Regions from separate parts of the Homo sapiens genome. Here region 1 is linked to region 2. Evidence: chromatin loops called from intact Hi-C (ENCODE). Cell type or tissue: heart left ventricle. All regions are shown on one strand. Each heading gives the region's core, and the rest is flanking DNA. Links, peaks and the distances in the headings are about the cores only.

Region 1 (8,525 bases), core at 1,385-6,384, 320 kb before region 2:
TATATGCTAAAATATTTAGGGATAAACTGTCATGTTGTTGCCAACGTACTTTAGGATGGCTTGACAGAAAGAAGTGTGTGTAGGTTCCAGTTTTAGTTCTTTCGGGATGTTACAACAAAATACCATAGACTGGAGTGCTTATAAACAACAGAAATCTATTTCTCACAGTTCAAGAGTGTGGGCAGTCCAAGGTCAAGGCATCAGCAGATCTGGTGTCTGGTGAGAACCTACTTTCTGGTTCATAGATGCCGCCTTTTTACTGTGTCCCCATGTGGTAAAAGAGGTGAGGGGTCTTTTTCAGACTTTTTTTTTATAAGGGCAATAATTCCATTCATGTGAATTCTACCTCCCCAAAGTCCTAACTACTAATATCATCATCCTTGGGGTTAGGATTACAACATATGAATTCTGGGGGGACACTAACATTCTGACCATGGCAATACCTATATAGAGAGATGAAGCAGGAGCAAGAAGATTATTAATAGTTGGTGTGTATAGGCAAGGGTATACCAATGTTCACTATACATTTCTTTAATTTTTGTGTGGATTTGAAATTTTTCAAAATAAGAAAAATAGTATCTATGGGAATCAAGGGAAAATATTTTTCCCTTCACTTTTTATGCCTGTTGTCCTCTACACTTAGTAATTATTTCATGACATGAAAGCCCTGCTTTGATTTGTTAGCTTTGTCCTATGTATGGAGCTTAGTTCTGAAGACTTAGACTCACCCTATTACTTTGCAGGTGATCAGGATGTTGTAGAGACAGTGAGTTTAGATTTCTAGGACATATTTTCTTTTGGGACTCTTCTTTGATTAATATGTGAAGTGACTGCAAGGGACCTTGTGAAGGTCTTGGTTCTTGTTATTCCCTGCAGCTGCAAGAGCGGGTTCCAGAAGGCCAGGGAAGAAATGCGGTAAATACATGGTACATTCCTTGTGGCTCAGCAGAAGGACTGAAAGATCCCTGGAACAAGTAGGAAAGAAATACCTTGAGACTTTTTACATGCACGTCTGTTACAGCCATCATGTCAGTGCATTTTATAGCATTTTGTCCGCCTCCTTTCAAAGACAGATTTTGGCAGTCTCGGCATGGTAGTCATGCATTTTCAACTACCTGCATGGGGCATCTCTACCATCTCAAGATGGTAGAGAGAAAAAAATTGGGGGGTGGGGTAGTGGTGGGGAGGATCATCTTCTCTTAAATTTTATTTCTCCAAAGATAAGAAAAAACTCAAATCATAACTTTGTAGTTATATACCTTTTGAAAAAACTGATCGGTAAGGAACTATTTTATTAAACAATTGTTGAATGAAAGAGGAGAAGGTGTGGTGCTATAAGATTCTTTGCTAAATGGAGTTTTTATATTAAAATTATGGATACAAATATTAGGTGATTTTATTAATTGAATCCCTGCTATGTGCTTCCTTTTAATATAATAACTTGACATTAAGAAAATTCTGTCCTTAAGAAACTCAAGAATACATTAGTGACTCTATCTTAATCATTTTAATGTTTCTATAAAGGGAGAATATCTGACTTTTATGTTTTTACTGAGTTTGAGAAGTATTTGGGGGATTATAATTCTCATAAGCGTCTTTGACTTCCAGTTTTCCTTCTCCTAAGAGCAGTGACATAGCAGATTGAAGATTAATGATGGTCTGAAGGGAGCTGGGATATGCACATTGTATTCAATGTCATTGAAGAAATGTGCTTTGAGTATCCACCATGTACCAGGCATGGTGCCAATGCAGATAAAAATGCAAGAAAGGCCATTTCACAGAATCTATTTGTTGACTGTCAATGACACAAGAACATGTATTTGGAGGCGCTTGGCTATTTTTGCTGGGTTGGTCTTCATGGATGGACATTACTATTCTCTTTCTGTTTTAAATCCATAGACAAGAAAGCCCTGACCAACCCCTTCTTGGACTATTCCAATTTTGTCTCACATAATTTATTGGGGAAAATGAGTTCCATATGTTTAATAAAGTTGTTCCAGAACTACCTCCTTTCTGGCTCATGTTTAGTATTTTGGGATTTGGTGGCTGTGTTTATGGTCAACAAAAGCATGATCTTCATCACTTTTATGTCTTCTTTAACACATACCTCTTCAACTATTCTGTCTTTCAGATGTAAAAATCTTTGCCTTCTTACTTCATCATCATTTTCTCTTTAAACTTATGTGAGGGGGTAGACAATCCTGAATACCATTAGGATTTACCCTAACCCTGTTTTCCATGGAAAAGAATATGTAAACTTCCATTAGGAAGTATGTGAAAGAAACTTTCCTTTAAATAAAAATGTGTAAGTGTTTAGAATTGCCCTTGCAAAGCTCTAAATCAATCACCCAGGGCTAATACATCACTTGAGGAGATGGGCTAGTGGCATTCTCATGAACGATCACCTGTGATTACAGAGCTCTGGCTGGCCCAAGATTTTGCTCTCCTGTGGGATTTGACACCATTGATCATTTTAGTTTCCTGCATCAGCCATGCACAGAAAGTCTTAATGGGACAGTATGCAAAATGCATTCTCATTACATTTGTTCTCTTTCTGTTATCAATAACCCAAGGTCATTTTAATATTCTTAATCATTTCTCTCTGAAGAGTATGCCTTTTAGAGCCACATGGCTTACCTTTCAGAAGAAATGATTCAGAACAAGAAGTTAGGTTTTAATTTTGAGATATTTAGACAAGGATGGACTTAGGCAATTGTGGAGGCTTTCACTCTTCTTTGCCAGCAGGTTTCACGTCCATTTTTCCTTCCCAGTCGCTCCTTTGAAACCTTTATTTCAAGCCAACAGTAGAGTTTTATGTATGAATTTTAAAAATTACTTTTCCATTTAACATATTTTAATTTTTTTGATGTTACTTTCTGTTTGTTTTACTATCATTTAAATAGTTTTATTTCATTCAATAAATGTGCCCTCATGTAATCCCTTGTGGTTGGACATCACTTTTCACTATTCACTTCTGTAATAGCATTGAAATGAACATTCCTGTAGTGAAAACTTTCAAGATATTCATGATAATTTCCTTAGGTCAAATTCTTGGATATGAAATTATTATGTCAAAAATAGGCACATCATTAAGTCTTCTTATACAAGTTATGAAGCATTATGATGTGAGAATCACATTTCCTCTCACCCTCTGCAAAATTAGATATTATAATAATCTGCTTGAATATGATGTATTGAACTCTCATTGATTATATCCGTATTTCTTTGATTATTGTAAGTTTGGAATTTTTAGCAGATTTTTGGTTTCTATTGTTTTATCTTGAAAAATACCCAATACAGTGATAAATCAGGGCCTGAAGTGTCATAATTTATAAGCTTACTTGCTGATGTCCAAGGAATAGCTTTTTTCAGTGCACAGAGTTTTAAGGATGTAAAATGTTCAAATAAATGCTTTCTAGTCGCACACTAATTCCTGTCTCCCTTCCAGGGTGAGATTGATTGATATTGCTTAAGTTAATATCAATGTAAATGCATCTGTTTAAACCCATCCCTTAATGTCTTTGAATTTTCTTTTTGCATTTGATGTCAAATGAATATATTCTTTAATTATTGATGAATAGTGACTGAGATGGCTAAAGTTAAGGGAGAAATCAATCATTTAATGTTTATTGGGCCCACTGGATAGTTGGATGTATATTAGACCTCTCCCAGCAGGCAATGACGGTGGACCGTACCCAAGAGTCCAGAGCCATAAAGTGAATTCCTTTCAGCATTTCATAGATAAACCATGCAGCGTACTCAGAAAAACACGGGCTAATCTTTTTTTCCTTGATCTCTCTCCTGTGTCACTATATCTCCAGCTCTATCTTTCACTTCTACTCTTTTCCTCTTACCTTATCAATTTTTTTCTCCTCACTCATATTTCCTTCCTCTGTCATTGTATAATGTGTTTTGAAAAGAGAGGATTTTAAACGTTCTCATCACAAAGAAATGATAAATATGTGAGGTCATATGGAGTGTAATCATTTAACAATGTATACATGTACCAAAACATCACATTGTACCCTATAAGTATATACAATTATTATTTGTCAATTAAAAATAAAAGAAAATAAAAAGAAGTATTCATTAATCTTCCCTCCATATTTTGTTTTGTTTTTTCCTATCTTAATTTATGGACAAGATCACACCAAATCACTTCTACAGGGAAGGGGTGTGATAAGAAAGAAGTCTCCTCCTGGCTTTGAGTTTCAAAGAGTAGAAGAGTTGCTGCATACCCTTACCAACATTTGGTGTTGTTTTACCAATCTTGTGGGTGTGAAATGTGATATTTTTAATTGTAATTTTATTTATTTGATTATAAGTGAAGTTGATTCTTAGGAATTGTTTACATAGTCTAGATATTTTATTAATCCTTTCTTAGTTACTATTATAGACTGCGCGTTTATGTTAAGGACAAATCTTGCTTAAATCTGAGAGCAAAGTAGGTGATAAAGAGAAAAGCATATACGACAACAGCATGAAGTATGTTCACACACTATACACACACACACACACATATATATATATATATATATGCAGTGCATAGGTAAAGATTAAATAATTATAATAAAATGAACAACCATATGCCCACCACTCAGTCTGAGAAATAAAATACTTCTGGTAATTTGAAAATTATCAAATTGTCCTCCCCCTCAATTACACTCAGAGGAGTAATTTTCTGTAAATAATTCCCATAGTTTTCTTCATATCACAATGAACATGTATTTGTGTATTCCCAGATACAGCGCTTGGTTATGCCAATTTTTGAATATGCCTCACTTCACCCAGTGGACTCTGCATTCAAATTTTCTGGGCTTGAGATCCCAGTTCATCACCTTGGTAGGAAGCTATATCAACTTGGGAAATTTATTTCTTCTGTTCAGTCATAATTTCCTCATCCATAAAACGCTAACAGTAACTGTACACAGCTCATATCATTCTTGTGGGATTAAATTATATATATGGCACTTAGCCAAGAGCTTGGTAATAGTAAGCAATTTACATATTCACTATTATCATTATTATTACTATTATGATTACATTCTTCAGTGACTCATGCCTCATATTATGGTGATGTATGTGGCTATAGTTTGTCACTGCCATATAGTATTTCACTATATGTATATGCCATAACTGATGTATTCATTTTAATGCTGATGGGCATTTGGACTGTTTCCAGAATTTGGCTATTATAAATATTACTGGTAAGAATATTTTTGTACAGGTCTTGTTGCACAAGGATGAGAGTTACTCTAAGATTTTAGGTTATATGCCCAAGAGTAGACCTGCTGGGCACATTCCTCTTTACTAGGGCACATATGCACATTCCTCTTTACTAGGTAGTGCCAAATAATTTTCTAAAGCAATTATACCAATTTATCTCCCCACTGGTATGTAGAAAAGTTGCTTCACAGTCTCACCAACACTTGATGTTGTCTTACTAATCTTTTTGAAACTGCTACCTTGTCTGGTGTATATACCCTGGGGTTTGCTGTCTCGTGCCGAGAAAGAATTTAGGACATGGACACATGTGGGTGGGTTAAGGAATGGAAAGTTTAATAGACAGAAGAAAGGAGAGAGGAGAGCAACTCCTTGCAATAGAAAGAGAGAGAGAGGGAGAGAGAGAGAGAGACAGACGTCGGAAAAATGGGGGAGGTGGCAGACCACAGCAGATTTTATATGCAAGCTGAAGGCAGTGTCTGATTTATGTAGATTGGTTCCATCAGGTATGACGTTTACATGAAGCGTGGGGAAGGCTGGTTGCCTCATCCTAATCTTGTTATGCAAATGGGCTTTCCAGTGGATCAGGCCATTTTGTCTGCTCTTTACTGTACAGGTGGCTTACAAAGAGAAGGGAAGATGGAGCCGCCATCTTGAATATGTCTAGTCCCTAGTTCCTGCCAGCATTTACCTGTGCAAGCTCCCAGCTTGCTTATCAATGTCTGCAGCTCGACTTTACAGGCTGCTCTTTGTTAGAAAATGATTTAACGCTGCTTTTCATTAAAGAGAAAAGCCTTACCAAGGACTCCCATGCCCTTACTATATGCCCAAGTGATTTCTTCTTAACTTCTATATCATTTTGGGTGTGAAATGTGATCTCTTTTTTATTTTAATCTTATTTCTTTGATTACAAGTCAGGTTGATTTATAGGAGCTGTTTACATAGTCTAGATATTAATCCTTTCTGATTTACTGTTACAAACTGCATGTTTTTGTCTCCCGAAAATTTATGTGCTGAAGCCCTAGCTGCCACTGGGATGGTGTTAGGAAGTGGGGCCGTTGGGAGGTGATTAGGTGTAGGTAAGACCATGAGAGTCAAGCCTCCATCATGGATTAGTGTCTTTATAGGAAGAGAAAGAGGCTAGAACACATTCTCTTCATCATGTGCAGATACAAGAGTAAGAATAAGGTGCCTGTCTGAAAACCAAGATGGGGGCCCTCATTGGAGACTGGATCTGCTGGCACCTTGCTCTTGGGCATCTCAGCATCTGGAACTGTGGGAAATCAATGTTTGTGGGTGAGGCCACTCACTGTATGGTATTCTACTGTAGCATCCCACACTGACTAAGACAGTTACTTATGTTGCAGTTGTTCATTCCTCCTTTGTGGCTTGTTTTTAAATTGTCAGTGGTAACTTTGGATGAACAGAAGTTCTTAATTTCAATGTGGTTGAACTTATCAAATGTTTCCTTTACGGTAAGTTTCATGGCTAATTTTATGTGTCAACGTGAGGGTCATGAAGTGCCCAGACATTTGGTCAAGTATTATTCCGGGTGTGTCTGTGAGGGTGTTTCTGGATGAGGTTAGCATTGGAATTGGTAGGCTCAGCAAAACAATTGTCCTCCCTAATGTGGATGGGCCTCATCCAGTCAGTTGAGAGCCTGAATTGAACTAAAACGCTGATCCTCCCTTGAATAAGACAGAACTCCTCCAGCCTGCCTGCCTTGAGCTGGGACATTGGCTCTTTCCTTCCCTGGACTTGAACTGAAACATGAGCTCTTTCTGAATTCTAAGCCTGCTGGAATTTGGACTGAAACTACACCATTAGCTCTTCTGAGACTTCAGCATGTAGATTGCAGATATTGGGATATTTCAGTTTCCATAATTGTGTGAGGCAATTCCTTATATCATCTTCCATATATACATACATTCTATTGCTTCTGTTTCTCTGGAGAATCCTAATACAGTTAGCCTTTGTTTGGTCTTCTTTAGGAAATCATTTACTCCTCTAGGGTCCTACTGATAGTTTTCTATACTACCTTCTAAAAGTTTTATAGTTTTACCTTTCAAATAAAAGATTTTAATCTACCATAAATTAACTTCTGTACATGTTGGGAAGTATAGATTAAATTTTATTCTTTTCTCTGTAATAACCAATTAATCTAGAACCTTTATTGAATGTTCCATCCTCTCTACACTGATCGGAAGTGCATGATCTTCCATAAATTAAGTATATTTCTCTTTATGGGACTGTTTCTGCTTTCCATATTCCTTTAATCTGGGCTGTTTGCCTATCCTTGAACTATCTTAATTATTACAGTTTTATAACAGAACTTGATATCTAGCAGGGCAAGTCCACCTACCTTCTTGTTATTTAACAAGTGTTTTGGCTTTTCCTGTTCCTTTACTATTTGAGATAAATTTTAGAATCAGCTTGCTTAACTTCCTGGAAAACTCTCTCGAGGTTTTAATCAGAATCACATGAAATCTACAGATGAATTTAGGTAAAATTTACTTTATTCGAATATTGAATCTTCTTATTAAAAAATGTTGTATTGCTCCCTATATATTTAGGTTTTCTTTAATATCTTTCAACAACATTTTCTAATTTTCTTTATAATGGGCATATCTGTGCTTTGTTAGGTTTGTTTTCCGGTACTTAATATTTTTTCTTGTGGTTGTAAATTATATCATTAAAATTATATTTTCTAACCAATTTTTGCTAGTATATTAAAACCAGTTATTCTATCCTAAAATCCTGGTAAACTTAAAAAAAATTCTAATAATCTATTAAATATTACTTTGTCTTCTTCCATACTGTCTCCAAATAAAGGCAGTATTTTGTTCAGATTTTTAAGAACTCTTTCTTGCCTTACTGTACTGGTTAACACTCCAGTAAAATGATGAATAGGAATGGTGAGAGCTGGCATCCTTGTCTTTACGTGACCTTAAAGGAAATGTTTTCAGCTTTACACTATGGATTTTAGGATTTTTGTAGTTGTTTTTATTAGGAAAATCTTCTTCTATCCTGGTATAGCAGATTCAAAAGGGCTGAAAGTTCTTTGATAGTCCTCCTGCAAAGAGATGGGGTCGGTTTCTCCTACCCTAGAATCTGGATTGGTCTGTGACTGATCAACAGAGCACAACAAAGGTGACCCAAAGCTGGTTCTGAGCTTTGCCTTTAAGAAGGCTGGAAACATCCCCCCCAGGTCCCTTGGAGTTTTGGCCTTCTATGTAGAAATCCAAATATCCTGCTTGAAAGACCACATGGGAGAGAAGAGAGCTCCAGCTGAGTCCATCCTC
Region 2 (8,525 bases), core at 1,654-6,653:
TTGCCGATCACTAGAAAAATACCAATTAATAATAATAACCAACTTTTTTAATGTTGCTAGCTTACATCTGCTAGGGAGTACATTGCATGCATAATTTTATCTAGTTCTCAGTTTAACCCTATTAGGTATTTCATTTCTGTTTCAAAAACCAGGAGAGTGTAGCTAGGGAAGTAACTTGCTCAAGGCAAGATAGCTACTAAATGGGAAAGTGAGTATTAAGTCTGTGTTTTCTGTGGCTGAATTCTGTGCTCTTAACCGATTTGTTCATTGCTTCTCTCCAGCATCACTTTGAGTAAGTTATTCTGCTTTAGGTCAAGTGAAGAAAGAGAAGCTTCTTTTCAAATAATGTAGTTAGAGGGACTGGAAATAATTTGACTTTTTAGAACTCACTTAAAATGATAATAATAACAGTTACCAAAAGTTCTTATGTACTAGGAACTAGTATACACATAGTTTCTATATATGAGGAACTATAAAAAATATCACATATATTAATTAACTTATTCTTTGTAACAACTCTATGAAATATCACTATCCCTAAAATTATCTGCGTTTTATGAATGAGAAAACTGAGGACACTTGAGGTTACAAAAGCAGGTACAAAGTTACCAAGCTAGGAAGTAGAGAGCTGGAAATTGCACTGAGGGACTGTTTCCAAGCTCTATACTCTTGTGCCTCCTTAACTAGGTGTTCAGGGTACAACAGTGAGGATTCAGTAAAGGAGCAGAGGTTACATAATTGGAAACCTACTAGTGGACTCAAGCCTTTGAGTCCCATTAGGTTGGAAATAAGAAGACCTCCTTCTTATTCCATTCCACTGCCCCCATTTCACTTTGGCCAAGCTGTTGCCCAAAGGAAGAATGCAATCATTTCTGGATGTCATTAAGCAATTATATATGTTTTTTTAATACACAAGTCAGTGGATATTCTGAAGAGTGATACAGCAAGTGATGCCTAAAACAGCAAACAAATCCAAAGTGCCAACAATGAATACATGCAGCTTCCCCGTCCAGACTCAGACCTTTTGTATTGAAGGACTGGAAGTGAAAATGACTGATAAGCAGGTACGAGAAGGAAGCAACTGTGGGACAGGTGTGATGGAGGAGGCAAATGGCAGGAACCCACAGGCAGTGTGGTGTAGCAGAGGACGGGAGCTGAACTAGATCAGTGTTTATCAAACATTAGTCAACCTTCACCTGCTACCTTCATCACTGGCTTAATTTCACAAAGCAAGTGCCTTGGTTTTTAGCTTAAGCATGATTGTAAGAACTATATATGCAATGGCAAATTTAATAACTATTTTTTTCTGATACATATACACATCTATATGTAGTTTATTACTACATTACCTAAAATCACTTCATGTACTCTCAGCAATTTAAGTACCACACTTTGGGACACTGAACTCTACTATTAGGAGATGCCATGTAGAACTGAAAGAAAGCTCATGAAATAAAGCTGTATCTATCCAGTAGAGGGTCACATCAGAATGGGGTGAAAATAAGAGTTAAATGGTCTGGAGTAGCTAAAAGCCATAAAAACAAAGGACATCTCTGTTCCCCACAGTGAGGGCCAGTGAGGGCATGGTAGAGAGAAAGACTAGTACAGTAAACTATTAAAGAATAACCAGAGATTCTGTTTAGGGGCCCCTATTCAGATTATAATCCGGAATCCATTGCAGAAGGAAAGCTCCTTTTATCCCCTGGGTATTTTTTTTCACAAGGGACAAAAGGGAAATATATTCATTCATGTATTACTTGGTCTTATAACACAAAAAGATCACATCTAGCTTTGCACAAATCTAGATTAGAAAGAGTACATGTCTAATTGATATTTTCTACAAGGGAAATTTATTTTAATTGGTATTTCCAACGTGATATACTAATTGGCATAGAGCTTGCCTTTTGCAGCACTCTTGGTTGGCTTCATTCCCTATTATTGCTGAGAGTGATGGGGTCCTGTTGTAGGTGGCAATGGTGATCAAGAGAGCTTGTCAGCTAGAAGCCAGGGCAACATCAGCACATGTCTTACTAAGGGAATCAATTTCTCCTTTTTGTCTTTCTGAGGAGATTGAATTCACGTACTGCGTGTCTGCAGCTATACTATGACACAGCAATCAACTCCTTGCTCACATACATATTCTTGCAAATTTATGTTTCTTTCATGGACAAGGAAAAATCTATTTTTAGTTTGTAATCATAACAACTATAGAGACAAAATTAGTTTAAAAAAATGAAGTTTCTTATTACAACCTAGAGTTAGATTTAATATTTAAAAATAAATCAGGGATTAAGCCTGGGTATTGTGATGTAGGTATTCTCTGCAAGTATATTAGCTGTAAAGAAACATTCCTGTATTTTGACTTGAAGTTCTACTATGAAAATCATTCTAACTCTCTGGACTACAAATTCATAAAATTATAAAACCAAATAATGAAACACATGTTAAAAGTAATAGGTGTCATTATACATAATGAAGCTATTATCCCTATACAGTACTTTTTTTCCCAGAACAAATGAATAAAACATATTTATTCCTGCAAAGTAAGTGATGTTTAGGCAAACCACAGGTAAAACTTCTTGCAAATTTACACATGATAAAATAGTCTAAGGAGATGTTTGCAGGCATTTAGATTAACAAGGGACATTTTTAAGGTTTGGGATAGGGAATGGGAACACTGTCAGCAGCTCAAGAGCAGGAATCCTCTAGATGACATATGCATTCTCTAGGCTTTCAGATGGGCTAAGCAGGACATATTCTTGTTGAGCTCTGCACTAGGGCAACACTATTATTAATTATGCAAACTTTTTTTTTTTTGGATGGGTAAGAGAATTTGAGAATGACTCAGCAAGAGATTTCAAAATCAAACGCCTCTACCTGCTTATTGAACATGTTCTTTTTAAAAATCTACTTCTGCTCTGTATCCTGGGCATTAAAAGCTTAAGATCTATGGAAGGGAAGCTCCATCATTGCAGTGGCCTCTGAGAAAGACCCAGTTTTGCAAAGAACACTTGGTCAGTTCAGTTCCACCTAGCCTTCCTATACTTTTAGTTTAAGTTGAAAATACTTGGTACTTTTTCAAGATTGGCTTCTTACTTTTCTCTAACAAACATGAATAAAACCTAGTAAAATCTCCAAACCAAAGATGACTTTATCTGTCAAAGTTGTGTGTGTGTGTGTGTGTGTGTGTGTGTGTGTGTGTGTGTGTTTACCTTCATACATTCCTCTAGATGATAACTTGGATAGGGGGAACACTAGTCAAATAATATGTAAGGCTTTTTTTTTTTTTACAAGTCCTTGCTAAAGTGACAGTTTTAAAGATTTAGTTGGAAAAGGAAAGCTCCCAATCACCAGTCCCTTGGAAGCTTGTTGGGGGAGAAGTCATCTCACCTATTTTGGAAACTACTTGCAGATGTGGGGAAACCTCGGAATTGCTCACAACAGGGGTTTTACAGAGATTTCCTCTGATTTTTTTCCTCCCCAATTTCCCACAACCTGTGTTTGTCTTGAGTCTGCTCGGCTGACATGTGGTTTACCTCGCTGACCCTCCTGCCAGGTTTTACACCCTCTCCTCTGAAGAAGTAAAACATTACTGAAGCCGAAGGATACTGAGCAACTCTGCTCATGGGCGCCAGAACTGTCACAGAAAATTTGCTTCCCGAGTATTCCATCCAGCTTCCCTTCCTGCGCCCACGTGAGCCATAGCGCCAGCCCATCGGCAAGGTCTCAGCGTTTCCTGCTGCTGCAATCTGTAACTCGATTTTGGATTTTTTTTTTAATTGCAGTTCTGAGGATCTTAGTTCTTAGCAAAACTTTGTTGGTTAGGAGACCAACAGTAGTCTGTTTATTTTCTTACCAAAATCGTGAAGACTCGCACACTTTTCCTCCATTCCTGCGCTGCTCTAAGGTTAAACAGCAGCAAAGGAAAGAAATACACACTCGCTGTTTATTTGGGGGGAGGGGAAATATGGATTTGCAGCTAAGTTATCACGATCCTTCGCTCCACCCCCGGTCTGGCACTCTCAACTGACACGTACATCATCTATTAATTGCTGTTTGCGTACACAGATACATAATATATTCATTTTTATCTTTGGTAAAATATAAATGGAATTGTCAGCGCGCTCCTGTCTGTTTGTTTGTCTAAGGCTATCAAAAGAAGTCAAGAGAGGAGGCTGTGGTCCGGATCCTGACCCTGATTGTATGAATAAGTAAGCAGGATGCAAGTGATTGGGTTAGATGGTGCGAATATTTTTTTTTTTCAAGTTAGGAAGAGGGTAAAAAGACAGGCTGGCGGGGGGAAGGCAAACAGTGCATCCCCAAATCCTCACACTTTTGCTCTCTTGCAGTCAGTTGCTTTGCTGGCTTCTGCAGGCTTTTAAGGTCTCGCGGCGTAGAAATGCCTGGCCCCCACCCCCTTCCTCGGTCTCCCCTTTCAATTCAGATGTGCTGATGTGCAGACCGGATTCATCTTCTCGGAGCTGCGGCGGCGGCTTTGGGCTCAGGCGGCGGCGGCTCGCGCTCGGCCGCGGAGTCCTGGCAGCAGCGGGGACGCGGCGCGGGAGTCCGAGCTCTGGTGGCAGCTGAGCCCGCGGGGCGCCGCTCGCCGAGCCGCGGCCGCGGGAAGTTCGGCAGCCAGAAGGACGACCTGGCAGGCTGCGAGCGCCAGCGCCGCCAGAGCCGAGTTTGCCTGCGCCCTCCCCGCCTCCGAGTGCAGAGTTCCTTACCTGCCCTCCGCCCACCCGTGGGCCCCTAGCCAACTTCTCCCTGCGACTGGGGGTAACAGGCAGTGCTTGCCCTCTCTACTGTCCCGGCGGCATCCACATGTTTCCGGACACCTGAGCACCCCGGTCCCGCCGAGGAGCCTCCGGGTGGGGAGAAGAGCACCGGTGCCCCTAGCCCCGCACATCAGCGCGGACCGCGGCTGCCTAACCTCTGGGTCCCGTCCCCTCCTTTTCCTCCGGGGGAGGAGGATGGGGTTGGGAACGCTTTCCCCGAGGATGCTCGTGTGGCTGGTGGCCTCGGGGATTGTTTTCTACGGGGAGCTATGGGTCTGCGCTGGCCTCGATTATGATTACACTTTTGATGGGAACGAAGAGGATAAAACAGAGACTATAGATTACAAGGACCCGTGTAAAGCCGGTAAGTGGCTCTCCAGGTTGGGACGGTGGCGCGCCGGGGGCCGCTGCGCTGGGTTTCCCATGGGTGGCGGTGGGAGCTCACCTGTTTCCTTCCCTCCCGCGTCAGCCCCTCCGCCGCCCCTCCTTCTCTCCCCCTCCTTTTCCTTCCCTTCCCCACCCGCAAGTGGCAGCCGCTGCGGCCCCAGTTGACTAGAGTTCTGTGCCAGTGGGATCCACTGCCAAGCTCCCATCTCCCAGTTTGGGAATAAGGTCCTAGAGTTTCTGATCCCTCTCCCCTCCCCCAGCAAAACGAAACAAGTCGTAAATATAGCTTGCTGCTGTAGGTTTTAAATTCCAACACTCAGCGGGCTTTATGCATATGGAAGGGACACCGTCTTCTTTCCCCTCTCCCCCAGGGCGCGGTTTCCCAGCGCTTGTTCGAGAGCGAGTTGGCAGGGTTCCCCAAAAGATACAGGAGGATGGCATTGCTACCTGGAGACACCTTGGCTCCCTCTTTTACCAGGAATTTCAAGTGTGGGTTCCAGGCTAGAAAGGGATTGTGACAATCTCGGAAGAACTCACTTCTAGATGGGATTCTGATGCATTTGCCCATTTAAAATAAACTGAAAAGAAAAATGTTTTTAAGTTGCTACCCCATTCAAATTTGTGTCTTCCTTCCAGCTAACACCCCAGGGAAATGCAGTCGGACCGGCACTGCCTGAAGCTCAGCTTCTTGCCTCGCAGGGTCCCTGAATGTCCCAGGTCCTTCCCCTCCCTTCTACGCCTCTGGCGCCGCTGCCAGCCTCTCGCGCGCGCGGGGCGGCGCTTCCCTCTCGCCGCCTAAGGTCGGAGGCGCACGTGCCCGGGGCCGCTACCACGTGAGCGCAGCGCCTGAGGGCGCCCAGCACTGGCCGCGGCTCGTGTCCGGGCTTCGGGAGCTCCTGGTTCCTTGCTCTATTGGGCTGTGGCTGAGGTGATCCGCGCTCAGTGTGGACGCACAAGTAACTTCGTAAAGGTTGCATGGTGGTTGGGGCTAACCTAGCAGAGCGGTTTGTAAGCGGAAGGCACGTTAGGTTCCATCCCAAGAGGTGTGGGCTTTAGCGAAGCGCAGAGGAAGGGAGTGGACAAAGTCAAATATATCTAGGGTTCTGCAGATTCCGTGCGGGGTTGCTCTGTGACTAGCTTTTCTTCCCTTCCATAACTAGATAAGCATTATTCACCCTCTCTTGGGCCTGGAGGAAGGAGAGGTGTACACAATGAAGAAAAATGCTGGAAATTCCCTAGTTAATTTTTACCTTTGATGACCCATTGTTCTGACAAAAAGGGTATGTGTGTTGTGTTCACATTATCACATCTTTCTCGGTGCATCCTTAAATGCAGGTACTTATTTAAAAGCCAGAGTAGCTTAGCAGGAGCCTGTTAGGCTGGAACTCAGAATTCTGATTTAATTCAGTTTTGCTGATGAATTCCCTGCTGTCACTTTTAATAACTGTATCTATTTTCCCACTGAAAGTTTCTTGGGCCACCCCGGATGGTTTGGACAAGGAGATGCTGATTGCTGTGGTGGGTGACTAGTGGCTGGGCATTCAGAATCTGTTCTCTGCAACTCCTTAAATGTACTTTTTGCTAAGAAATTTCTTTTGAATAATGTTGTAACTTGCTGAAAATTGTGCGTTTTCTTGTTTGTGGTAAGGTAGAGATGAAGTACATTATTTCAAAAGATTGTCTAGGAAAACATCTACTTTGATACCCTGTTCTGTGAAAGATTCAAGCAGATAAGTATTTGCACCATGTGTATTGAAACACACCTCAGACATTAGTGTTTAGTTTCCTCAGCAAATAAACATCTAGGCAAGGAAAAAAAAAAACTTTAATAGCATTTACTTTTTGTTTCCCCTTTGATGCTGGTTTATTTTTGAATATAGCTGTTGAAAATAAAGCAACAATAAAACCAACGTTGAATGGATTATTACCCTAATCTTATTTCTTCTCTGTTTTTGAGAAGAGGCATACCAGTGCACACCTGTGTGTGTGTTCACACGCATGCATGTGTGTGTGTAATGAGAGGGAAATAAGAATGGCCTAAGTGGAGGGCTAAGAAGTATGCACAGAATGTGAATCCCTTTTAAAATTATCTACCCTGCTTTTGAATTTAGGCTTCAATTTACCATCTTGGCTCAATACAGGCAAAATTTTAGTGCCTCCTTTTTACCACTGGGAAAGTCAAATCAAAGTTCCAATAACAGAAAAAAAATGAAATACTACATTGAAATCCCAAGCAAGAGTCAAAAAAAAAAATCACTGAAATAAGGAAGATGGGGACGGGTCTGTGAAAGAAAGCCATGCAAAAGCAAAAGAGAAGGTACTTTCCAGACACTTGGGGCATCTTTGATCTGCCCTTTCCAAATAACAGATTGGAGGGCATGGCCCATGAAATAAAAGGCCCTTTCTGAGCTCCTCTAATAGGGTCTTCATATTCCTCAAAGTACACAGAGGCTTGATATCACAATGACAATCATGGCTTCGTGGTTTTAAAGCACTTTTGAGTGTTGGTGTTCACAACAGCTCAATATGGTAGAGTTTGTTACTCTTCCCATTTTACAGATAGGAAAGCAGAGGCCCAGTGAGGTTACATGTCTTCATTAAGATTATTCAGAACTCAATTCCAAGTTTCCTGGCTGCAAGTCTGGCTGTATTTGACAATTACACTGCATTCTTAGTTGGCCTTTTGGAGGCTTTCATTGAGATGATAACAATAGAAATTAGTCCAGGTTTACCAGGAGTCCAGACTACTAGAGATGCGATTGCTTGCATATCTGATATAGGTGAAGCGAAGATCATAGCTTCATATTTTTGAAACTCAAATCCTTGAGGACAGAGACCATAACTGGTTTGTAATGTTTATCACAGGAATGGATTACTACTGTTAGGAATTTAATATGTTCTCAATACCTTCTCGATATCTATAGACTGTTGATACTGCCATTTACAAACTTTTTTCTAAACAAGATCAAACGTGTGTTACCCAATGAGATTTGTTTCTGAATTACAACTTTAAAAGTTACACTATCCTCAACACATTTGTGAAATAGAATACAATTTGTTTACCTATCAGAATTCTGATTTCAAGTTCATGAAACTATAGGGTAGGAAGGAATCCTTGTGTTAATTTGATAGGATTTTTATTCAGAAAGACATTATAGGTATAAGTGATAGTAGGTGAGTCAGTGCAGCACAGCTGCGGATATATTTACATAGCCAAATCCATTAGGACAAAATATAGGTACTTTATTTCTCTATATAAGTAGATATACACAAAGATACAGATAATTCAAATGAATATCTGTCTGTCTTTCATCAGTGCAGTACACAATCATCTGAATATACAATCAGGTTTCTCTTACT

What was found. A loop is a pair of places that touch in the nucleus more often than their neighbours do. Peaks named below come from ENCODE experiments on the same cell type or tissue, not always from the same donor. Only the 100,000 strongest peaks of a DNase experiment are listed, where the experiment ranks them.
Region 1: it touches region 2 in a loop (2.4-fold over the local background); 3 of 110 quality-filtered maps call a loop at or near these places.

What each region holds. Positions count from the first base shown.
Region 1 is chr4:165,551,631-165,560,155 of GRCh38, forward strand. No RefSeq gene overlaps it. Among named protein-coding and RNA genes, the nearest start is that of LINC01179, 130 kb to the right of the region's middle. In heart left ventricle, for the core only: no CTCF peak of the experiment used is centred there; no DNase peak of the experiment used is centred there.
Region 2 is chr4:165,868,932-165,877,456 of GRCh38, forward strand. TLL1 (tolloid like 1) reads left to right here and starts at 4,306. Exons shown (of 21, transcript NM_012464.5): 1 at 4,306-5,142. The coding sequence starts at 4,974. In heart left ventricle, for the core only: no CTCF peak of the experiment used is centred there; DNase peaks (open chromatin) are centred at 4,550 and 5,962; H3K4me3 peaks cover 3,054 bases; H3K27ac peaks cover 591 bases.